Linked DNA regions of Mus musculus: region 1 is linked to region 2. A link is a loop called in an ENCODE intact Hi-C map of the cell type or tissue named here. Cell type or tissue: left cerebral cortex. All regions are shown on one strand. Each heading gives the region's core, and the rest is flanking DNA. Links, peaks and the distances in the headings are about the cores only. Region 1 overlaps Prex1 (phosphatidylinositol-3,4,5-trisphosphate-dependent Rac exchange factor 1). Region 2 overlaps Arfgef2 (ADP-ribosylation factor guanine nucleotide-exchange factor 2 (brefeldin A-inhibited)).

Region 1 (8,327 bases), core at 281-8,280, 290 kb before region 2:
GACCTGTTTTCTCCTCTCTAAACCTGTCACAACTAGTTCAAGCGGCCACTCTCCAAGTGGCAAGTCCAAGGGCTTGACCAAAATGCCAAGACTTTCCTTATCCTGTCTCCCTCAACCGTGAACCATTATGATCTTCTGGTCTGTATCCAACAGACTACAGAATCCCCAAAGATAGCACCCACACTCCTCGGAGCTCACAGCCTCTGAGCCCCATGGCCAGTTCCTCACAACCTACTCCAAGTTCAAGGCCTGGGCCTGGGGAACTAGGAGACCCAGAGAGATGCTTTGTGGATGAGAGGCAGAGGGACAGAATCCACTTGAGGCCACCATGACAAAAAAGAACTAAGCCCCAGCTAGATCTCAGAGCATCCATCTCTCGCAAGCAGCTGGAAGGCTCTGTTTTGTCGCTTTCCTCAGGGGACCGGCAGGGCACTAAGCTGGTAAGAACAGACATGACACATGCTCTTAGCCAAAAGGCCAAGAAATGGCAACGCCTCTGGTTTTGATGGAGAAATTCTGATTTGTAAATGCCTGGCAGGAACCTGAAGCAAAAGGGATACCATGCAAAGCCACACCTAGTGTGGCAGTCACCACTCTGATCTTTAGGGGTCTCAGCTCAAGAAATGTGATCAAGAAAGTGTTCATCAGAAAGCCCCAAGCAACAGAGGCCAGCAAGAGCCTGTCACCCAGAAGAAACAGGCTGACGGGGGTTGCAGGGGGCCTCTGGGCCTGATTAGAGTAGACTCAGCCTGTAAGTGACCCCACCCGGCCCAAACTTCCAGAAGCAAGCATACCTGGTCAATCTTCACAGCTGTGGCGCCAGCATCCGTGGGCAGGTTGGACCGCTCCAGGTAGAACGCCCTGAAGGAGACAGATAAGGCTGAGGATTCTGCTACTACCCACACACTCACACACAGGCACACGCACACGCCCGGCCCTCCCCTGCCCCAGGTCCCAACCCCTACAGTTACGGCCCTGTATCCTCCCCAGACTCTCAGAAGCAAATCACTGAGTCACCTGCTCTTCCAGTGACCCTAGGGAAGCAAGAAGGGTTCTCTGGGCTTCACCACCACCTCTGCCTTCCTGCCCTGGACAACAGTGCCCTGCTCCTCCAGCCCCATTGCTGCTTTCTCTCCTCTAAACATTGAACAATTGGCACAAAATTGTTCTGGGTTTACCAGCCTGTGGTCTTTCTCACTCTCTAAATCCTTCTATATGGGGCCAACCAGAAAACACTGGCCCTTTTAACCAGGGAGTCCTTGTCTTCCATTGTACACAGAAGGGGGGGGGGGCCCACAAAGAATTCAGGAAGAAACTGTCTTGGCTGTGTGTGAATAAAACTTTATTTATATATAAGGGGTGAGCCAGAGTTGGAGGCCCAGTCTTGACAGAATAAGCATTCATGAAGAACAGGACTGCTTCCCGGGTCCCAGGGCAGTGCAGGGCCCACAGAAAGTCTCCATGAGCAAGTGGAATTAGCAGCTAATCAGACAGACGGGGACAGACAAAGGACAACAACTAAGTTGTAAATTGTGTGCCTAGTAAATGAATGGAAGCTTCGTTTTCCAATTCGCAAATGGTCAGAACAGACCTGAGAAGAGAGTGCCCCTCTCCATGGAAACCCAGGCCCATGGTCTCTCCCTCTTGGTATTGCAGGGAAAGCAATGAGACAGGACTTGAGAGAGGCTGTGTCTGGGAGCCTGGTCTAGGGATCTGGTAAAGGTGAGACTGTGGGTGTGTTGGCGGGTGCGGTCAGGGTGTGGCTGCAGGCAGGGCTGTAGGTAGCTGTAGTAGGAGTGTCAGACCTTAGCTGTTTTCCTGGGTCTAGCTGTTTTCCCTCTGGACAGCATTCTGTCCACTGCCCTCTGCACCTCTCTCTGGAAGTTCTCCTCAGAGCAGGATCCAGGGCTAGGAGTCCAAAGATCCCAGAAGCAACCCTCCCTGCTCAGTCCTTCTTTGCACAGGGAGGAATGGGCCAAAGAGACTTGAGTTCATCTGTCTGTGTAATCTGGTACAGGCTGTGTGGGCCTCAGCATACTCAGCTGTACAATGGGTCAGCAGCGGCCTCCATGCACACTGCTGTATGTGCTCCAGAGAGTGTCAGGCTTGCCCGTGGCTCTGAATGATGTGTCCACTCCCTGTAGGTTGCCACCCCCACCCCAGAGCCCTCATCCCGCCCTTACCCCCAGCCCACGGTAGCTACCTGAGCTTTCTATAGTACTGCTGCACCTTCTCCAGGGACTGTGCGTTGATCTCCTGCTGCAGCTCTTCTGCTGCCTGGTTTCCAGGGGGCGGGGGCCCTTCCACGCTCTCCAGTGCTGTGAGGGAAGGCACAGGAGGGTAGGTGCTGGGCCCTAGGGCGCTCAGTGGTCTTGCCTCTGCCCCTTTCCCTGCCAGGTCCCTCAGCCTGGCTGCTCACCTTTTGTGAAGAGCACCGTGTGCAGCCTGAGGCTGGCCCCACCCTCTAGGCGAGAGGGCAGCCTGGAGAAGTGGAAGCCATCGAGGTAGAAGACTACCTTCAGTGCCTGCCTACTGCCCTCGATGTGGTAGAAGACATTGGTGTCTGTGGAGGCAAAGCAGGGTGGCTCACTAAAGAGGCCAGAGTGGCACTCCAGAGGGAAAACCTTATACTTCCAGCCCTCCTGACCCACAGGGGTAGCCTCAGACTCTCCTCTTGTCTTCCCAGCCTCCAGGTGGCATGCTGGAATTTCTATGTTTGACATCTGAGGCTTCCCTGCCCTAATATCGCAGAGGGGCAGCGTCAAGCCCCTCCCCCTCCCCTCCCCTCCGTGCTTAGCTTTGAACCGCCCTATACAGCCTCCAGACTTGCCTGTGATGACCTCCCCTTTCACTGGCACCCACAGCCTCTGGCTCCCCACTGCTTTAGTCTTGGCCCTAACACTGTCCCTGCCCTGAGAGCTGGCCGTAGTGTCTTCAACCTCCCCGACCTTGTCCTGTGACTCTCTTGCCTGACAGCTCAGAGCAAAAGCTGTTTAAAAAAAAAAAAAAAAAAAAAAAAGCCAGGCTCTGTAGCTTATCAGCATCCATAAGGAAGAATTGTGGCCGACAAACATGACTCAGAGCCCACACCTTTTACCAGGCAGGCATCACTAATCAATCACTGCTTCCCCCTGAACCTTCACACAGGTAGCTGCTGTCAGCTGAAGACTTTGCCAAGTAATTTGTTGTAACAGCCAGAGAAGTAGCTGATACACCCCCCTCCTTTTTCTATGTGCTCCCCAAAGACTGACTCTGAGTCTCGGGTTGGGCCGTGAGGCTTGAAGCACTGGAGACTGGTCCACTTGGGCTGCTGGCCTGGCAGCGGAGGAGAGCCAGCGTGGCTCTGAGCAGCTCGACTCGGGGCAGGAAGGGAGGGCTTACTCACTGGCCACAGAATTCTCATCCAGCTGCTTAAAGGAGAAGGTGACATTGTCCAGCTCCGACAGCGTCACCCAGATGTCCTCCAGCATGGTCCGTTCCTCCTTCTGCGGGAAGAGGCGGTGGTAAGGGAGACTCAGATGCCACCCTGTCCTGGGCTGCCCTGGAGATGCCATGCTTTGCACCTACGGGGCTGGGAGGCCTGTGGGTGTCTTGGGTGTGGCTCTACAGGTGACATCATGGTTCATCCCACCACCTGCCCTGTACCCCATAGGGGTCAGAAGTCACTTCTGCTCTGCCTTGCTGTGTGGCCCCAGTAAAGCCACACCCGGTACCATCCAAAATGCAGCCAACTCCATGAGCATCTGCACTTCCTCTCTTAAGCCCCCTAGACCTGCTCTGTATCCCTTTCTCAAGGCCGTCCGCTCCTGGTCGTCTTACCCCATCCAGCAGCTACGACTGCCTGGACACAGTCTGCCTCCGTCCAGCCTCCCGGCCAACACCCAACTCTAGTTGCAGCTGTTCTCACCAGGACACCTCAGAGGGTTCTTTCTCCATTTAGTCCCCTAACCGCCTCTCTCCAAGGTTACACGCTTTCTTTTAAAACTTAGCCCAGATCACAGGAGTCCCCTGCCCTTCAGCTTCCGAGTCACTTTCTGCCTGCAGACCATCCCACTAACCTTGCTTTCCCTGCCTGTCCCCACTGGCCACACGGGCCTCTGCCCAGGGCCTCTGCCCGTGCTGTCCCTCTGCATACTTTTCCTCAGACCTTCCTATTGGCTGACAGATATCATAAATCAAAAGTCACCACCCAGAAAGTCTGGCTACTCCCCCCAGAGAGACTCCAAGGCCTTTGGGCTGTCTCCCCTGTCAGTCTACTTCTCTAGGAAATAAGCTGTAGACCCAGTGGCCAGCTCGGTGCTGGTGACATCAGTGAATGAGCTGGATCTGGTATTCCATCCTTAGAGGTTAGAGGGCTGCTGTGGAGTGGGGCCAGAGGCAGATCTCTGAAGACCGGCAGCAGTGCTCACCAGTGGCCAGCAGGGGGCGATCTAGGGCTGTGCTGCCCGTGGGCGGCCTGAGATAGCCTCTGGAACCACACATAATGGAACTGCTACTGGGTAACGAGCCAGCCCTCCTGCCCTCTACACTTGCACTAGATGCAAGTAATATTCTCTCCCCTCCCTGGATTCCTCAGCTGCCAGCCCAGACTGCCACGAGACACCCGCTTGCGGCTCAGAACCATGGGTCTTTTCTGTCTGTCTCTCTTCCCCAGGACACCACAGAGCACAGGGACTTTTGTTCATCCACGAACTCCAAAACCTAAAAGCAAATGCTCAGCAAATCACTGCCACATGAACCCCTGGGTAACTGGGAGCAGAGAGTAGCCACAGCACTCTCTCCCGTGCTGCCAATGACCTCAGCCGCTTACCACGGAGGCTGGTGCCAGCAGAGACTGCCAGTGCAGCAGGACACCTGTAGCCGCCACCTGCTCCAGCCACTTGCGGCTGGCATCTCTGCTGCTCTCTTCATACTCGCCGTTGTTGTTGTAGCGGTAGTCAAGGGCGGCCAGCAGCTGCTCCGAGAAAGTGCACACGGCGGCCACCAGAGCCTGACAGAAGACAGCATCCCTGCGCAGCTGCAGCTCCGTGTCTGTGGGGGGGGGGGGGGGGGCGCTCTGGGTAAGTGGTGCTGTGCGGACTGGCAGCATCTCCACCCTCAACACCCGAACCCTGGACCTGCCATGCCCACGGGGGCCTGTGGAGAACTCTGAAGGGGCAAATAGGTTGCCAAAAGCCAGTTGCAGAAAAATAAATTCTTCAAAAGAAGACAGATCTGCCCCAAGTCTCACTCTCCCACTGCCCAAGTGCCTGCTTCTTGGAGAATCGAATGTGTGGCTCTTCCCGAGGCGGACATACGCCCAAACCCTGCCCCACTGCCCTACAGTGAATCACGGGACCTCTCAGCCTTGGCCACACGAATCCTAGCAGTACTAAGCTGCATATTCAAGATGGGTCCCAGGAACACTTCCCCCTGCCTCACCTCCCCCAAGTCCTGCCCCAACTGGTCAAGCCAGGCAGTTGGTAATCTGTATAAAGAGTAGGCACATCCACACATGCACATATGCATACTCAAGTCTACATGTGCACATGCATGTGTGTGCATGGACACACATACTACACGCACACGCACACACATGAAGGTATCCTGCAGTTACATCCTCTATTATTTCCAGGCTCCGCTCTACTAGCTCAGAGCCCATGTTCCTCACCCTCCGTCTTCCACCAGTCCCCCTGCCAACACCCACCAGGCCTAACAGGTAGCACTAAACAGGGCTCATGTTCCCCAGGACCTGAGTCTAGTCCTCTGCCTGGCCCCAGAGGAAAAGGTGAGAAGTTCTCGGCGAGACTGGGAGAAAAGGCTGCCTCCCCAGTGCAGATGCTGAGGGCCCCATTGAGATGCTGTTGGCCAGCAGAGGGACATCACCCCAGCCTGTGGCCACAGCACCCACTGTGTCTCCCAGGGACCCCTTCACAGCCCCATTCCTACCTGTGCACTTGAGCAGAGCCAGAAGCAGCTGGTTCTTTCCATCTGAAAGGAGGGAGGAGAGAGGAGGAGGGGTGAGCAGAGATGGCAGAAGCGGGGCAAGCCAGTGCCTACAGCACCCGGGCTCTGGCCCCTCACAGATGCTTGAGCTGTGCTCAATGCATGCTGGGTAAGTTCCAGAGCCCCTGAACATCAGAGATGGAGCCCCTACCACCAGTGTTCCTGTATCCTCATCAGAGAGCTGTGTTGGGGGTAACCTCTTGCACATTGTGTAAAGGTGTGACTCTGTATATTGAACGGTTAATTCTGTACCCACAGAGAGCTATAGGTTTCCTATTTTGTAAATATTCACCTTCCTCGCTTGCTGATTGACTTAATAAAAAAACTGACAGCCAGTAGCTGGGCAGGAAAGGGAAGGCAGAACTTCAGCGAGAGGGAAGGTCTCTGGGAGAAAGAGACTTGAGAGATTCACCCCCGGGACATGGAGAGGAACAGAGGTGCCAGGGCCAAGAGAGAGGGACATAGTGCTAGACTAGTCAGGATAATTTACATGAGGTAGCTGATAGTCTGCCCTGCTATACTCCTAAGCTGTAATAAATATTCACAAATCTCTGTGCCATTTAACCACTGGCGGGTACGAGAAGTCCCGCTATACAGCTGAAAGCAGAAAAGAAGGGATTCTTGGTGGCAGTCAGGTCCCAGACTCATGTTAGTGACCTACTTCTGTTTAGGAACCAGGTGGCTTGGCCTGAGACAGTCACGCCTCTGTAACTCCTCCCTCCTCCAGCCCCCGGCCCCAGGGGCCTGACTCAGGTGCCCAAAGGCTCAAATAGGTAAACGACATATGTCGGGTAGACATGAGTACCTCATGTCCTCACACAAGTGTGGCCACAGGGCAGCTGGCCACTAAGGAATCAGGACTTTCTCATATCACTGACAACTCAGACAAGTGGCTCCAATCTGTGACAATCAATGACAAGTGGATGGGATCCAGTTTTAGAAGCAGAGATGGAAGGAAGCCAGAATTCAACCTCCTGACTACAAGAAGCCTCAGTAGAAATGGCCCCATTTCCATGGGTCCTCTAGCCCAGGGCCTCAGCAGGTCAGGACATTCACTAGGAAATGGCTTCACTGCTCTGTCCCCGCCCCCCAGACATGAAGACAGGGCCACATAGCTAGGCCCGTTCCAGGCAACACCACAGTCTATACCCACGGACCTTCCACGTATTGCTGGATGTTGTCCACCAGGGTCCTGATGGAGCTGGGCAGGTTCCAAGGGTCCTCCTGGATACTGATCTGAATCAAGTTCCGCCCTCGGACCGTGCATTCCTCTTTCTGTTTGAACTCTGGGGCAGCAAAGTAGCAAAAGGATGTGAGGTCAGGAGAGGGCCACAGGCACCATCACCAGCTCACGAAGCTCACTACCCTATGTCAAGGAAACTGATGGGTCTCACGGGTATTCACGGGTTGTGCATGGCAAGCCTAAGGAAGGTATCACAGCACAGCATCCACAACAGACACCCGGCCTCTCACTGCCTCCCGGTCTCCCCATAGCTACAACCAGCCCAGTACAGACATTACAAATCAATCACGGCTGGTCCTCCTAGAGCTGGAAACTGAAGCCACAGGCTCCTCAGATATTACCTCCTCATAGCCATAACCAACTGAGCCGGCAGATGAGTGGTAGCTCAGTGGCCTTTCCCTACACAGAAACAGCAGCCCAGGCTTGGAGCGGGAAAGAGATGGGATTTATCTAAGGTTGATCATTGAATCGGCCATGGGGCAGGACCAGTCAAAGGTTAGGCAGGCACCTGACCCTGTCCTTTTCCCTGTTTGGGTTTCTGAGACCCCTGTGGCCGTGCCCTCCATGTCACCTCTGACACTGGGTAGCACCCCTGAGACAGTCCAAGAGTTCCTGATTCTCTGCTATGTCTCATCCTATGGGAACATGGCTGCCTATCTGAATCAGGTCTGCTATACACAGTGGGTGATCCCAGAGGTCTGGAGAGCAAGGACTTATCTCAAGGGCACAAGTGTCCAGAGCAGGCCTGGAGTAAGCTGGAATCAGTCTACTGGAGCCTTGGTACAGAAATGGACAGATGGATGAGAGGGTGGATAAGCAGATGTGAGTTTGTGGGTAGACGGTGGATGTGGGCGTGAGTGGGTAGGTGGATGGCGATGGTCGGCAGATGTGTAGGTGGAGAATGAATAGGTAGGAGAATGTGGGTAGGTGGGTGAAGGGCAGCGACAGGCACAGGGAGGGAGGGAGGAAGGGAGGGAAGGAGGAGTGGATAGAGGGTGGGTGATGGACAAATGGATGGTCAGAGGGTAGGTAATGTGTAGGGATGGATGAAAGGTAGGTGGGTGGGCCAATAATGATGGAGGGAGGGAGGGAGGGAGGG
Region 2 (8,327 bases), core at 273-8,272:
AGCTAGTGAAAAGCAGAGGCGGCTGCTGTACAATGTGGAGATGGAGCAGATGGCTAAAACAGCCAAAGCTCTGATGGAGGCCGTGAGCCATGCCAAAGCCCCGTTTACCAGCGCCACACACTTGGACCATGTCCGGCCAATGTTCAAAGTGAGTGTCCTAGGGAATTAGCGTATCACCAAGCCAGGCTCTGCAGGCGGCCTGCTGTAAAGTGTACGGCAGATCCCAGTGGGAGAGAATGGAGAGGAAAGATCTGGGTCTGGCTTCTGCAGATGCCAGTTCAGCCATGGCCTCTGCTGTCCCGATGTCTGAGTTGAATCTTAGCTTGCTACTGTGTGGCCATGTGACCTTGGTCGGGTCTGTTCATTTTCTGTCAGTGAGGATGAGGACAGAGCGGCTTTCATGGTTTGGTGGGATGGAATGGTGCTCTGGGAGGGCTGTTTTGTTTTTAGAATGACTTGTTATGGGTGTGCACAGCATGGGGGATGAGGTGGCAGCCTATAGGAATGAGCGCTCTTCCTTTACCCTGTGGGCCCCAGGGTTGATATCAGGCCTCGGGCTTGGAGGAAATGTCCTTCCTCACTGGTCCTTCTCCCAGCCCTGCAGGCCAGCTTTAGGGTGACAGCTCACCCTACTGGCTTCAAGGTGAGATGAAGTGCAAGAAAAGACACACACACACACACACATACACACACACACACACACACACACACACACACACACATACACATACATGTTAAATGAGTAATGTAACTTTTAAAACAGGGTATGTGTGTTTGCGTTTGCCCCAGCCTGCCTGTGGAGGTCAGAGCACAACTTGCCAGAGTCAGTTCTTCTTCCACCATGGGAATTCCCTGCACTGAATTTGTGTTGTCTGGCATAGCAGACAAGTGTTTACCCACTGAGCTATTCTCCAACATCCTTTTCCTCTGTTTTTTGTTTTTTTGTTTTTTTTTTTTTTTTTGAGACAGAGCTTCACTATGTGTCTTTGACTGGCCTGGAACTGTTATGTAGACCAGGCTGGCCTCTGACTCACAGAGAGCCACTTTGTTTTACTGATTAAAGGCAGCTCACTCACGTGCTTAGTCTGCATGCCAGCTTCTGATTGTTTCGGCTGTGTAGAGAACTGACTCTGTGGGACCGATAAGATGGCTCAGCACTTAAGTACACTGGCTGCTCTTGCAGAGGGTCAGAGTCTGTTCCTAACAGCCATCTACAGCTCCTGATTCAGGGGAATATGACACTGTCTTCTACCTCTAGTGTGGTCACCAGGCACTAACAGGACACAGACATACAGGTAAACAAATCACTCATATACATGAAATAAATCTTTAAAACAATCCCAAAAAGCCAGGCAGTGGTGGTGCTCGCCTTTAATCCCAGCACTCGGGATTAAAAACCATACCTGACTTCAATCTCTAAATACACTCAGCAGGGAAAGAGACCATCTTTGAGATATTAGTGACATGCGCTACAGATGCAAATGTTCACTGCCCATTTAGTAAATAGTACAAAAACCAAACCGAACCTGACTTCAATCTCTAAATACACTCAGCAGGGAAAGAGACCATCTTTGAGATATTAGTGACATGCACTACAGATGCAAATGTTCACTGCCCATTTAGTAAATAGTACATCTATAGTGACCATAGTTTATAAGAACTGGGTTTTTTTTGTTTGTTTGTTTGTTTTTGTTTTTTGAGACAGGGTTTCTCTGTGTAGTCCTGCCTGTCCTGGAACTCACTTTGTAGACCAGGCTGGCCTTGAACTCAGAAATCCGCCTGCCTCTGCCTCCCAAGTGGGATTAAAGGTGTGCGCCACCATGCCCAGCTAAGAACTGTTTTATTTTGTGAATGGAATAGATGGAAGTGGACTTGGCATCTTGGTCGTTCCTGTAATGGACACAGTATACTCTGAGTGCTCTTTGCCATGTTGAAATTCTGGGTGTTACTGAAACTTGCTTCCTTGCAGCTGGTGTGGACGCCGCTGCTGGCAGCCTATAGTATTGGCCTGCAGAACTGTGATGACACGGAGGTGGCCTCCCTGTGTTTGGAAGGCATCAGGTGTGCAGTCCGCATTGCCTGCATCTTTGGAATGCAGGTAGGTAGAAGTGAACGCATGTATCTTTAGATTGTTAAAGCTTTGAAACTACCAGGAATTTCCAGTTGACCAGTGTTTCAGCAAACCACTTATTCCCACTGAGAAACAGCCCGTGGCTTTGTGCTAACAATGGCTCTGCTGGGAAGAATCCTGAGGGTCCAGATTAAAACTGACTGGCAATGATAGAAGAACCTCTTCGTCCACCTGCCACATTGACTTGCTCCGATGCTTATGTGTCTTGCTGAGGCCATAGCTCCCTACAAGAGTGTGTGGTGTGGTCAGCTCGCTGAAGCCCTCTGTTTCATCCTCGGCATTTCCACGGTGGCTGCCACTTTGTGTAACTCATTGTTTCTATCATTTCCCTATCTCTCCCCCTGCTCTGGGAAAGGAGATGGTTGAATGCAGCATTGATGTTTCTATAAACCTTGTTTGAATCCTGAAACGTTAAACAAATCAGTGCAGTCTTTGAGCTGTTTTGCAGTCACAAGGCTGGTCCTTCCTACTTCTCGCTTCTAGATCAGTGAGAATCTGCCCATTAGTTTGTTCAGAAAACTTCAGTCTTCTGTCCCCATCCATTTTTCTTTTGATGGTTCTGAAGGTTCTGAAGGCAGGATCTCAAAGTCCACTCTGGTACTTCTCCAGCCTGATGGTGTTGGCCCTATAAACTCAAATCACAGCTTGTCTCCTCATTTATACCTCCCTTACAGGACTGCTGTAAATGTTAGCACTTATTCCATAGTCTTGGCATCCAGCAGAGACATTGGAACACGGGAGAGATAGTGTATGATTGAGGTCACTGCAGAGGGCCAGTTCTCAAGTGTAGTTGTGCACAGCGAGCCTCAGGTGGTCCAGTGTTGGAAGCATGCCTGCATGGGATAGCTGGATCCTGGCGCACCAAAGCCTACTGTGTGCATTTGGAAATGGCAGGGAAGCTCGGTGCACCAGCCCACCAGATGAGTGGCCACATTGTGGGTGGAGTCACAGCGCTCCTTGGGCTTCTCTTTCAGCTGGAACGAGATGCCTATGTTCAGGCCCTTGCTCGCTTTTCCCTGCTGACAGCCAGCTCCAGCATCACAGAAATGAAGCAGAAAAACATCGACACCATAAAGACACTCATCACTGTGGCTCACACCGATGGCAACTACCTTGGCAACTCCTGGCATGAGGTATGCGTCTCTGCCTTTTCTCAAGATGGCTCTAGGCCTTTGATTCCTTTCTCTCTACTCCTCTGATTGGTAAAGTGGAGCCTTCCTTTACCTCATGAATCTGCAATCTGCCCACGAAGACAGAGTTCTTCTACACTGATGCCCTTTCTACACTGATGGCAGAGAACAGATCAATGAACACATGGCCCAGTTACAGATAGCAATGAGCACAACTTGGAGTGGTGGTGGGAGAGTGCTCACTCAGGAGGAGTTTAAGAAAGTCATCTTGGTAGGGGGCACACATCTGGTCACAGCTGAAGGAGTGAGCGGGGAAGTATCATTCCAGACATAAAGAACAGAAACACACGCACCCCAGGCCAGAGAGAGAGACGGCAGGGGAAAGGAAGTGCAGAGGCCAGGAAGGCCGTGCGTGTGCAGTCTGAGGAAGCGAGCTGGGGGGCAGGAACCAGTCTGAGCGCACAGGTCGAGTGTCATGAAAAATCGAGCCCTGCTCCAATCAGTGTCTTTCTTGAGCAAATATACGTGTAACTTTGTATGTGTAGAACCCAGCTTACGAGTTCTCCTAGTTATTATTCATGTTTGTTTGCGACAGGTTTCTCTGTGTAGCCCTAGCTATCCTGGAACTCTATACACCAGGCTGTTCTCAAACTCAGAGATACATCTACCGTCCTCTGCCTCCTGAGTGCTGGGATTAAAGGCGTGCGCCACCACTGCCCAGCTCAAGTTTTATTTTTAGTGTAAACATCTGCATGTACCAGAAAACAGCGACTGACAGAAGATTGCAGCATCCTTTCTGGCACTCCACGTCTCACACCTTCTCTTTCGTAGATCTTGAAGTGCATCAGCCAGCTGGAGCTTGCTCAGCTGATAGGAACTGGGGTGAAGACTCGCTACCTCTCTGGCTCTGGGCGGGAACGAGAAGGGAGCCTGAAGGGCCACAGTCTGGCAGGAGAAGAATTCATGGGTCTTGGCCTCGGTAAGATACCAGCCCCAGCTGGCCAGCACAGCATCACAAGTTAACAGTGATAAGGCTCTTGTTGTCACACCAGGACTGTGCAGCGTCCTCTTCCTTCTTGTACAGCTGATAGCATGGCTGTCAATGCCATGGGCTTGCTGCTTCAGCTGTGTGAGCATGGTGGGTCCTGTTCCTTCTTCACACGGGGCCATGCTGAGGCCCCCTGCAGTAGGGGCTTCACTGTCCTGCCTGTGTCTCTACTATCTCTCTCTGGAAAGGTTGGATTGTCTCCACATTTCATCTGTAGTCTCAGAGTAAATAGTTGTTCCCACCTCTGCTGTGAGTTGAAGGACTCTGGTCTATGATGTAGTGATAATAATAGTCAATATGGCAAGCAAGCATGCCAGGCCACATTCTGAACACCCAGTTTATGTATTTGAGCTCATGTGAGTCTCAGAATGACCCAGTGAGATGAGGACTGCTACCTGCCCATTGTATAAACTGAGGAACTGAAACACAGGGACAGTGACATGACAGTCACGTGGCAGGGGGGCAGCCTAGGCTGCTGGGTGCAGGGACAGTGAAGTTGAAGTTCTGGGGACACGGGCAGTGACAGCACCTACTTCTTGTGTGCCCTGATGATGACTGCAGTGAAGTCCTGCACAGCTCACCAGTGTCCAGCAGAGGGGCCACTGTGTTCTCGGAGCCCTAGGCTACTCACTTGCTTCAGGCTTGTTTCCTAAACATTGGGAGATTGCCTACAGGCAAGAGGGTCTGCAGTAAGGCTCTGTGTTAATCCCAGAGTGTAAGTGCATTACTCTGTCCGCAGTGGAGCTGTGTCTGTTCTTAGTCTGTTTTACTTGCTTCCGGGTTTTCATTCACAGCCACTTCCTATTGTTTGTGTGATTTGCTTTTTTTGAGGCAAAGTTTTCTGTAGCCCAAGCTAGCCTCAGACTTACTACGTTGTAGCAGAGACTGGCCTTGAACTTCTGACCCTTATGCCTCTGCCTCCTGAGTGCTGGGAATACAAGTGTGCCGCCTGGGTACTTTGTTCCAAGTACTTGATGTGCCTGGAGTCCCGCTGATTCTGTGTGTTATGTTTTAGGTAACTTGGTGAGTGGTGGTGTAGACAAAAGACAGATGGCCAGCTTCCAGGAGTCGGTTGGTGAAACAAGCTCACAGAGTGTGGTTGTCGCAGTTGACAGGTGATGACTGTGTTCTGCAGTGATGCTGCACTGACTGTGCCTGGCATCACTTGGTAGCCTCTGGGTGTGGCCACTGTTAATGTCTCTTCTCTGCCTTTTCTGAGTACTTGAGAAATTTCAATTTTTCCCCCTAGAATTTTTACTGGCTCTACCAGACTGGATGGAAATGCAATAGGTATGTATCTTGACTTTTGTGCCAGCAATGTATGCCTCCCATTGTAATTGTGTGACTGTCTCTAACTGGGCTTCCCATGTGTTCCTGTCTCTTTCCTGTAGTTGACTTTGTCCGTTGGCTGTGTGCTGTGTCCATGGATGAGCTGGCTTCTCCCCACCATCCTCGAATGTTCAGCCTGCAGAAGATTGTGGAAATATCATACTACAACATGAACAGGATCCGGCTGCAGTGGTCTCGGATATGGCATGTCATTGGAGATCACTTCAATAAGGTGACTGCCAGCATCTAAAGACCACGTTAGCTGCAGCTGAAAGAGAGCAGGTGCTAAGTTCACAAAGGATGTAATGGGAAGAGTTGGCCCCATTTCGGGGGTTTGACATCTATTCATTTTTCCCTGTGAAATCATGGACACTTTGAAAGGAACAATGTTGTGCTTATATTTGGATAGGAGTCAAGTAGGATGAATTAAAAGTCCAGTGGTGGGCTGGAGAGATGGCTAAATGGTTAAGAGCATTGACTGCTCTTCAGAGGTCCTGAGTTCAATTCCCAGCAACCACATGGTAGTTCACAACCATCTGTAATGGAATCCAATGCCCTCTTCTGATGTGTCTGAAAAGAACAACAGTATACTCACATACATAAAATAAATAAAAATAAAATAAATACTATACTAACTCATATCCATGGCTGGGACTATAGCTCAGTTGATAGAGTTGCCTACCATTCACAAGTCCTGAGTTCAATCCCCAGTACTGCATAAGTAGGACATGGTGCTATATCCTGTAATCGGCCATCAGTGGCTGTGGGGCAGATTCTAGGCCAGCCCGGATGCATGACCCCTCCCTGCTTCTTCTTTCCATCTCTTTCTTTTTTTAAGGTCTTTGAGGCAGTTTCTCTATGTATCTCTGCCTGTCCTGGATCTCATTATGTAGATCAGGGTGACTTCAAACTCACAGAAGATCCTCCTGCCTTTCTCTCCCAAGTGTTGGGACTAAGGGCATACACCACCATGCACAGCCAACCTGCACATAGTATTGCTACTCTGTTTTAAATGTAGTGGCTGGACACCCTGCTGATGCTTGGTGGAGCCCTATGGTCCCCTCCTATGACCCGTGGTGAAGCCATGCTCACACAGTTGAGCATCAGAATTCCTTACACACAGGCCCCCATTGCTACTCTTAAAACTGTCACTGGTTTGTAAGTCAGAGACAAGCTAGAAGACATCAGGACAGCCATTCTAAAACAGTTAGCTTCTGGTGTAGGCCAACATGGCTTCACTTGTCTACTCACGGTTCACTCTGTTCAGAGGGCCGGAGCCAGGACTCAGTCTGAGCTCCTGCCTTGCTTTGGGCCTGAGAACCTAGAGACTGGACTGGGCAGTGCAGGCTGAAACCCCAGGGGAAAACAATAGAAGAACACACCTGACTTCAACAGCTCCCCTCCACATGCACTGCACACAACCATACACATGTGAATTGCACATACCACATACACAAAATAACAAGCACCTAAAAGGAGAGAAAGAACAAGCACATGCTGGCATGTGGTGCACACTTGGGATCCCAGCCCGGAAGGAGGCAGGGGGCTTGCTAGTCTCTCAGCCGAGAAGTAGCATCTTCAGTCTCTAGATGAGCTTCCCGCAGAGACTGCAGGGGGCTGCCTGCCTTTGTTGTTGTGCTGAGCCTGCTGCTTCCTGTCCCACCAGGTCGGCTGTAACCCCAATGAAGATGTGGCCATCTTCGCAGTTGACTCTCTGCGGCAGCTCTCCATGAAGTTCCTGGAGAAGGGAGAATTAGCCAACTTCCGATTTCAGAAGGATTTTCTGAGGCCATTTGAACATATTATGAAGAAAAACAGGTAGTGCATTTCATTGTGAAGGCCCTGGGTCTCCTTCCCCGTCGGTGTCTAAAAGTCTCTCCCACCCCTAACTGTATGAATTCTCTTCTGTCTTCTTGGTGGTAGTGTTGAACAAACGCCTTTAATCCCAGCACTTGGGAGGCAGAGGCAGAGGCAGGCAGATTTCTGGGTTCGATGCCAGCCTGGTCTACAGAGTGAGTTCCAGGACAGCCAGGGCTACACAGAGAAACCCTGTCCCAAAAACAAACAAACAAACAAACACCCCTCCTTTTATAAATAAATGGTTCAAGGGATTGGGATTATCTCAGCCCCTGCTTAGAATGTCAACAGTCCTAGTCCAAGCCCCATCTCCCTCACCCCCCCACAGATATATGTACATATATGTGTGAACATGTATAAATATGTGTATATATATATACACATCTCCAAGAAATTTGAAAATTCCGTGTAGAAAACAACCAGGAATGATGTTTTATGAGGTTTTGAAGTTGGCTGTATAGGAAGTTAGCCCTTCTTTGCTGAGGGCCACATCTTTACTTTGTGGGCTTTCTCTTTGCCTTCTCCAAGTGACTGCCATGTGCCCAGTCAACACCAGCCTGCACAGCCTGCTCCTTCCCACGTGTGAGAGAGCAGAGTTTGCCATGACTGTGTGCCTTCCTAGCTTTGCAGGCGTGCATGTGCACCTGCCATGAATATTTGGGCGGTATGTGGCTAACCTTGCTACTCTGGCAGGGATTGAGCCATTTATCCTATCATCATGTACAATTAAATTTAAAATATTGTATCTCCAATCCTTGTGTGTGTTTAGCATGAACATATACCTTGCCTCAAAGGTTTGGTAGCATGGTGACTGACTGAAATGAGGACAGGG

Evidence for each region. A loop is a pair of places that touch in the nucleus more often than their neighbours do. Peaks named below come from ENCODE experiments on the same cell type or tissue, not always from the same donor. Only the 100,000 strongest peaks of a DNase experiment are listed, where the experiment ranks them.
Region 1: a loop joins it to region 2, with 4 times the contacts of the local background. A loop is called at or near these places in 5 of 42 quality-filtered maps.

The regions. Positions count from the first base shown.
Region 1 is chr2:166,570,736-166,579,062 of GRCm38, forward strand. It overlaps Prex1 (phosphatidylinositol-3,4,5-trisphosphate-dependent Rac exchange factor 1), which reads right to left. Exons shown (of 40, transcript NM_177782.3): 30 at 7,143-7,271; 31 at 5,929-5,970; 32 at 4,811-5,031; 33 at 3,386-3,485; 34 at 2,420-2,563; 35 at 2,204-2,318; 36 at 795-861. Among named protein-coding and RNA genes, the nearest start is that of Gm29679, 10 kb to the left of the region's middle. In left cerebral cortex, for the core only: a CTCF peak has its summit at 4,415 (motif pointing right); DNase peaks (open chromatin) are centred at 4,421, 4,897 and 8,064.
Region 2 is chr2:166,861,588-166,869,914 of GRCm38, forward strand. Arfgef2 (ADP-ribosylation factor guanine nucleotide-exchange factor 2 (brefeldin A-inhibited)) reads left to right here. Exons shown (of 39, transcript NM_001085495.2): 19 at 1-148; 20 at 1,970-2,098; 21 at 3,106-3,264; 22 at 4,093-4,240; 23 at 5,325-5,424; 24 at 5,559-5,599; 25 at 5,701-5,870; 26 at 7,305-7,456. Among named protein-coding and RNA genes, the nearest start is that of Cse1l, 40 kb to the right of the region's middle. In left cerebral cortex, for the core only: a CTCF peak has its summit at 4,892; a DNase peak (open chromatin) is centred at 4,063.